Regions from separate parts of the Homo sapiens genome. Here region 2 is linked to region 1. Evidence: chromatin contacts called from ENCODE Hi-C or POLR2A ChIA-PET data. All regions are on one chromosome and are shown on one strand. Each heading gives the region's core, a stretch centred on a gene start or an enhancer-like site at or near the end of the contact. The rest is flanking DNA. Distances are from core to core; before and after follow the strand shown.

Region 1 (3,761 bases), core at 1,262-3,761:
CAAATAAGATAATTCAGACACATAAAAGTTCATGTAATCTTAAATTTGTAAAAATAAAAAACAACTTTTGAGTATGGAAGGATATCAAATGGTGTTAAAAACAAGTGTTTGGCAGGTGAAGGTAGAATTGAAAGGAAGTGGGAAGCAGTAAGGAAAAGAATGCAATTTAAGGTCTGGCATATATAACACATCATTTATGTAACAACATATATGTGTGTAAAGTATGAAAAGGTAGCACCAAATCTAAGCAATTGTCCAAGGTGATGAGATTTAGTGATGTTTATTTAATTTCTAAAATATTTAGGCAGTGTTTGAATGTATAGTGATGAGTGTGCATTATTTGTATAATGAGGAAAAATAAGTGAATTGATCACAGGAAAAATTGCCTCTCAGGTTTCTTGCTTTAGCAATGGGATGGAGAGTGCGATTCATTCATTTAACAAATATTTATTGAGGATATAAAAATGTGCCAGGCATGGTTCTAGGTGCTGGGGAAACAACAATGAATAAAACAAAAATCTGTCTCCCTAAGAGGTTTACACTCTAAATGGGGGAGAAAGGCATAACTAGAGGAGAAACACTGTGTTGGTGGGAAGGAGGAGGCGTATGAAGGAATCGGTTTGGGACCTGTTAATTTAGAGAATACTGAGAGATATCCATTTGGAGAAGTGAGGTAGGTAGTTACTATGGATCTAGAATTCATAGGCCAAGTCATGACCGAAGATACAGATATGGAAACAGATAGCATAGAAAATGGTGTTTCTGACCTCCTTTCCTGAGTCTGATCACGTCTCACTGCAGACACTTTACAGAGGAAGTGCTGAGGAAAAACAGGCAGCTGACAGAGGAGGTTGCTATGCAACAGATGAGGAAAGTCATCCAGCCAGGCAGAACTGATGTTGGCCCTTGGGGACCAAATGCTGCAGTCCTTCCTAGCATTAGCTTCCTTTCATGTTCAGGCTTCTGGCATGAGTTGATGCCAGAACAAATGTGAACTGCACAAAGATCTGTCTTGAATTTTGGAACTGTACCAGTTTAATTTGAGTCACCTCACATCTGTATTTAATTTTCTGCCTTTTTGAGTTTCTCCAGTTATCCTGGAAGCATAGCAGCGTGTGTGTCCTTGGGTAGGACCCACTTGCTGTGCATTCCACTTTGCACATTGAGAAACCAGGCCCAGAGAATTGAGTGACCCGTGCGGGCTCACACAGCTCGAGACAGACAGGCTGGGCACTCCATTCCTGGAATTCTGAAGCCCAGCCCAGTTTCTCTCCATAAAACCACAGCTGCCCCAGGCCCCAGCCCTGAAAGGAACCAGGGCTTGCCATGGCTCAGACACACAGGTCTGATTGTCCTGGCTGCTCCAGTGGGCACCAGGAAGGCCTCAGGGACAGTGTGATTGTATCCCTGATAAGGAAGAGGCCTGATGTTCTGAGCACAGAGTGGACCCCAAGGAGCAATTCCCACGCCTGGATGGACCCACACAGGGCAGGGGGAGGGTGGGGGCCTCTGCTTGTGTCCTCCTGAATGCAGAGCATGAGCTTGGGCCTCCTAGAACACAAACTTTGCTTGTTTGGTACAAATGGGGTGCCGTGGTCTGTTGCTCAAATGGAGGAGGGAGGGGTACCCTTAGTCCCCAGGCCAGCATGAGCAGAATGTGGGCTTTGGAGTCAGGAAGACCCAGACCCAAATTTTGCATTTTGTTTCCTGGCTCTGTGGCCTTGTCTAGTTCATGCAATGTATCTGTGCCTCAGCTTCCTGATCTGCAAAATAGGGGTGCTGACATCCACTTCCCAGGGCTGCTGTGACAGGAAGACAAGCCCCAGCACAAATCCTGCTGTGATGTACAAGCTGTGCCCTTCCCTCCTTTCCTCCCCCAACACACACAAAATGAGTCCATCACCGGAGCTGCAGAAAGAAAGGGAAGAAACTAACGTTCTTTCTGCGTCTGGGAGCTTGTGGGGGCGGGCAGGGGGTGAGGGAGAAATCATGGAGTCACGTGGCAGCCACAGACTTACTACTACTACTTTGTTAGCTCCAATAGTGTATCCTCTCAGGCCATTCCGTTTCCTCAGCAGAGGTCTAACACTTGTTGCAATTAGAGACCCCAAACAGAGACCTAAGCATGCTGGACAAGGGGGTGGAGATGCAAGCCGGCCTGACAGGAGGGGCCTTGAATAGGGGAGGGACGGAATAGAGACGCATTGCGGAAAAGGTAGGGGGCCGGTGTGTGGGGCAAGGGGTGGGACCAAGAGGCACAGCGCATCTGTGGGGGAGGGGGCGTAGAGGAAGGGGAGGTGCTGTTGTATAGTGTCGACCTGGTTGGTGGTGGGGTGGTGTGTTGGCAAAGGGGGCGGGACCGCCTTCCAGCGCACATGCGCATCATGGTCTCCAGGACGAAGCTTTTGTTGGGAAAGCAGGCGGGACTGACTTTGGCTCTTCAGTGTTTGCGCATGCGCGTAACGTCCTGAGGCGGTGGGTGGTATATTAGGCGAAGAGGCGGGGTCGCCCAAGCTGCCGCGCTGGCATTTTCTCCTGGACAAGGAGAGAGTGCGGCTGCTGAGAGCCGAGCCCAGCAATCCCGATCCTCTGAGTCGTGAAGAAGGGAGGCAGCGAGGGGGTTGGGGTTGGGGCCTGAGGCAAGGTGAGAATTAGCCCCCAGACTGGGCATCTGCCCCCTGGTGCGGGCCCCCATTTTTTTTTATCCCGATCCCTTCACCCTGGATTCTGAATCCCCTTCCACCCCCCAAACCCCAATTCAATGCCCCTCCCGATCCTTCCTGATTCAAAACCCCTGTCCGATCCCTCCCATCGTTCGAAATCCTCAGATTCCTTGACCTCGATCTGTACTGTTAGATGATTCCTCCTGACTCAAAACCTCCATGCAACTTCCCAAATGCGAATCCCAACCCAACCGCACCCCCGCTCCGAATTCAGAACTCATCTGCTTCCCGATCCCCATTTGAAGCTTCGCCCTGTCAGTAGCTTCTCGGGGTTCAGAACCTCCATCTGGACGCCCATTCACTTTTACCGCTCCGATCCGTTCCTCCTCACATTCACCTTATCCGCCCGCACAGTCAGACCACAGTCACCCCCCTCCCAATTAGGTCCTTCGTATTTGCCCTCTGTAGTATAACGCCCTGCCCCTCTCCCACAGCCCCCAGGCTCCGCTCTTGCCAGAGGGACAGGAGCCATGGCTCAGAAAATGGACTGTGGTGCGGGCCTCCTCGGCTTCCAGGTGAGATCTCCACTCCCCACCCCACCATTTCCCCAGCCGACAGTCACCCCTCCCCGCGGGCCTCTTTGGTCTCCCAAACGCCGGGATCCGGTTTGACCCTATTTAGTGACTAGACTCCGTGGGCTTTTCGAATTCCCATCGTTTATCGAAGGGGGGGAGGGGCGTCTCTTTTCAGCCATCAGTCCCTGCTCAGAGAGAGGGGAGACCCTGTTAGTAGTCAGGGCAATCTGCCCAGAGAATGCGGGGTGGGTAAGGAACCATTTTTTTTTTTTTCCAGAATCCTGACGCTTGTAGAGCAGTCTGTCACCCCCTCCCCCAGCCTCCTGCCTCCACCCTCCCTCTTTCTGCATTCCCCACTCTGTGCGACCCCCCTTATTCTCAACTCCGCGATCCGCCTGCCGTCCTGAGCTGCTACTGCACGCCTCTTGGAGCGTCCCCGGCTCCTGTTCGTGCCCACTTTCCGCATACCGCCCCACCCCTCATTTTGCCCTTGCCCTACTTCACCCCTGCCACATGTTTAGTA
Region 2 (3,761 bases), core at 910-3,409, 2.6 Mb after region 1:
CTGTGTAGCACAAAGGCAGTGGTCTGTGGCCTCAGCCTGACTTAAAGCTGCTCCACCTTTTCAAATCCAAGAAACCATCCTGATTTCACATCACAACCAACCTCGTGGACCTGCAGCTCTCCAGCTCCTGCTACAACTGGCTTCTGCCTCTGTTGGCTTTTCTGCTGTCTCCCTACCTATCAGCCCCTCCAGCCTTCTCCTCTAGCCTGACTCCCAAGGCCCACCTCTTCCACCTTTCTCTCTCAGCACCTTCTACTCCTTCCTTCCCTTGTTCTCCCGCCACACACACCTGGCAAAATCTCAACCTTGGATCAATCCACCGTCTTTCTTTTTTTTTTTTTTTTTTTTTTTTTCCGCTCATACTCCAGGGCTGCTGAATAGTACAGGAGAAAATCACATAAGCAGAAGGCTTGGCATTACTTTCATGGTCTCCAGCCTCAGTTTGGGGAAGCAGAAAGACCACAGACTTTGGACACAAACAGATCTGGTTTGAATCGTGGCTCCATACTAGCTGTGTGACCTTGGGCAAGTTGCTTAACTTCTCTGAGCTTCAGTTTCCTTCCCTACAAAATGGGACTAATGGTATCTACTTCATGAGGGTTCCTGAAGCTGAAATGAAAATCCATGTAAAGCACCCAGTCCAGTGCCTGGTACAATGTAGGCGCTTGGCAAATGTAAGGCTCCTTTTTTTCTTCTGTTCTCCAAACGAAACCCTGGTTTCCCCAACCAAATATCCAAGGATTGCTGCCTTGCAATCCTCCCTCTTTTTCTCGCGAGTGCTCCCTCTCCCATTAGCCTCAGCAGACAGAGGAGAAGGGGGTTGGAGAGGTTGAGGGGCACAAGGGACAGAGAGAGGAGATGGGGACAGAGGTTGAAAGGACTGGACATAAGGCCAAGGGACGTGGGGAGGAGGAGGGGTTTGAGGGAACCCAAAGGGCCGAGGTAAGCGAGCCTGTTCCGAGGTGGGGCTTAGAGGGCTCGAGAACAAGAACCCGCTCCCAGTACCAGGCCCGTGGCCCGGGCTCCCATGCTCTCTCAGTCGCTCACTCACCAGGCCGAGGCTGCGAGCCCTCCAGGTGGTAAGAGAAGCGCAGGGCCCGGTGGTGCTGTGGACTGGGACCGCAGGGCAAGACCCGGTGGCCTGGAGCAGCGCCCAGGCTGGTGTCCGAGGGTCCGACAAACTGGGGATCCAGTGGGCCGCCAAGAGCCGAACCTGAGCCCCTGCGCGCCAGCAGTCCGGGTTCCGAGGCTCCAGGGTCCGAGTCGGCACAGGCCGGCGGAGCGGCGCCCGGCGGGTTCGTGGCCGGGTGTTCGGGCTCCGAAGGCCCGGCGCCCCCCGGGGCTCGGTGGCCATGCATGGTCCGGGCCTGGGCGCGGGGCCCGAGCTCCCCGCTTGGCTCCAGCTCCTGGGGCGGAGGCGCGGGCGGAGGAGGCCCGGCGCCCGGCGGAGCAGCGGCCTCAGGATCGGGGGGCGGGACTGCGGGCTCAGCCCCACTGCAGAGACTCAAGCCCCCAGCCCGGGCCCGGGCCAGCAGCCGTGGCAGCGGTGGCAGTAGCAGCAGCAGCAGCCGCGGCCACCGCCGCTGCCGTGCCAGGCATCGCCGGCCCCGGCCCCGGCCCCGCGCGGGGAGTGGGCTCGGCGGGGCCGGGGGCCCGCTGGGGAGCGCTGTCTATGCGGCTGCGGTTGGGCGAGGGTTGGAGGGCTACGCTCGGCGGGGACTCTCCGGTGGACGGCGAGCCACTTCCGTGGCCCCGGGGCGAGAAGTCGGTCGGATCCAAGTGCGGGGTCTCTTCTTTCTCCCCGAATGGGAATAGATCTGGGCTCTCCTGGCTGGTTGGGAAGCGTTCTTCCTCCCGCCGCAGCCGAGGCCGGGGGCGGAGGAGAGGGGAGGGGAGAGGAGGGGAGGGAAGAGAGAACGGCGGTGGCCGGGGGCGCGCGTGTGCGCTGCGCTTGGGCTGCGGGGCTCGCCTTCAGCCAGTAGTCCCAGACGATGCTCCAGCCGCGGGGGCAGGAGAACGGCCTGGGCCGGGCTCCACCGTCCTCCCCAGCTTCAGCCTGGGTCTCGGCGGCGGCGGGCGGGAAGGAGCCCTGGGAAGGGGGGTGGGGAGGCGGGAGCCTCGCAGAGGCAGCCGCAGCCACAGCGGCACTGGGACCCAGTTACCGGGGCCCCGCCCCCTCGCCCGGGATTTGCGCCTGACCACGCCCCCTCGCTCGGGGCCGCCTCACTTCTCGCTGCTACCGCTCTCAAGGCCCTCCTGCCCCTTAAAAAATTCCCCCTCAGCCTGCTTTCCCCACAGGCAAGTCTCCGGGCTCAACCCCCTCCCCCCATATCTGCCCTTCCATCCCATCTCAGGTCTTCCCCCCTCTGCTTGCCGTTCACTCTCTTTTCCAAAACCCTTTCTTCATGTTCCTGAGTGTTCCTAGGGCTTGGCTCATAGAGGACCTGTCTCTGATTCTCCTTCACTTTGCTCAGACCAGATATCTTGGTCCCTTACTTAGTCACTTTCTTAAATACCCTCAGTTCCCTGATTTGTCGCATCCGCCTGGCAACATCCCAGTCTTGAATCGGTCCAACTGTCCGCCTTTTCCATGCCTGCGCCCAGGCAGCTAAACATTGCTGGGGAAAACTATTCAACTTCACAGATTTGTGCCACTATAAACCCATGGTTCCCAGCTTCTACCAGGCCCTCAGTTTTGACCCACAACCCTACTAGTCAGCTCTCCCTCTGTTCTCCACAGTGACCATTTCAAACCTTCTCCTTTCCCCTCAAACCCCAAGTGCTCCATCTGCCCTGTAACCCTCAGCAAATAACCTGACCTGCTGCAGAGAGTAAACAGAGCCACCGTAGAGGAAGCTCTTGACTTTTTGCTACGAAGCCTAGGAATTTGTCCTTGCTCCTTCCCAACAGCATCTAAACATAGACCTCTTCCATCTAAAAACAAATAAACAATTACCAAGAATTCTGCCTCTCCAACCACCTCCTTCTCTTCTCTTCTACAAACTTCTCAAAAGAGTTGCCTACACCCAACTGTCTTCATTTTCCCACCTCCCACTTATCTTTCAACCCACTCCAATCTGCCTCCACTACTTGCTTGAAACTGCTCTCTCTCATCAGGGTCTGCCATGAAACATCTCACTAAATCCCATAGAATCTTTTCTTTTTTTTTTTTTTTGAGACAAGAGTCTCACTCTGTCGCCCAGGCTGGAATGCAGCGGCACGATCTCGGCTCACTACAATCTCCGCCTCCTGGGTTCAAGCGATTCTTCTGCCTCAGCCTCCCGAGTAGCTACGCCCAGCTATTTTTTTGTATTTTTAGTAGAGACGGGGTTTCACCATACTGGCCAGGCTTGTCTCGAACTTCTAACCTTGTAATTCGCCGGCCTCTGTCTCCCAAAGTGCTGGGATTACAGGCGTCAGCCACCGCGCCCAGCCCCCATAGAATCTTTTCAGAGGTTATCCTACTTGGTTTCTTGATAGCATTTGGCACTGTTGACCACTCCCTCCTCCTTAAACCACTTCCATGACACTGCACTTTCCTTGTTTTTCTTCTACTTCCTTAGTAATTCTTTTTTTACTTTCCAGGCTCCTCTTTGTCCAACGCTTTATGCTGGTGCTCTTCAGGGCTTTGGCCTGAGCGCTCTTGTCCTCTCTCTACATGTGATTTTTTTTTCTTTCTTTCTTTCTGAGACAGAGTCTTGCTCTGTCGCCTAGGCTGGAGTGCAGTGGCGCGATCTAGGCTCACTGCAACTTCCGCCTAC

The links. A loop is a pair of places that touch in the nucleus more often than their neighbours do. ChIA-PET counts read pairs that join two places held with the same protein, here RNA polymerase II (POLR2A).
Region 2: a map of ascending aorta shows a loop between it and region 1 (22-fold over the local background). The contact joins the promoter of FGD1 here to the promoter of MAGED1 in region 1. A Hi-C loop is called at or near these places in 1 of 168 maps with a recorded cell type or tissue (ascending aorta). POLR2A ChIA-PET finds 5 or more read pairs at or near these places in 1 of 52 experiments (OCI-LY7).

The regions. Positions count from the first base shown.
Region 1 is chrX:51,891,112-51,894,872 of GRCh38, forward strand. It overlaps MAGED1 (MAGE family member D1), which reads left to right and starts at 2,512. Exons shown (of 13, transcript NM_006986.4): 1 at 2,512-2,644; 2 at 3,158-3,238. The coding sequence starts at 3,194. RefSeq lists enhancers at 1,807-1,926, 2,567-2,656, 2,969-3,018, 3,239-3,288.
Region 2 is chrX:54,494,075-54,497,835 of GRCh38, forward strand. It overlaps FGD1 (FYVE, RhoGEF and PH domain containing 1), which reads right to left and starts at 2,160. Exons shown (of 18, transcript NM_004463.3): 1 at 1,052-2,160. The coding sequence starts at 1,358. RefSeq lists a silencer at 2,223-2,272.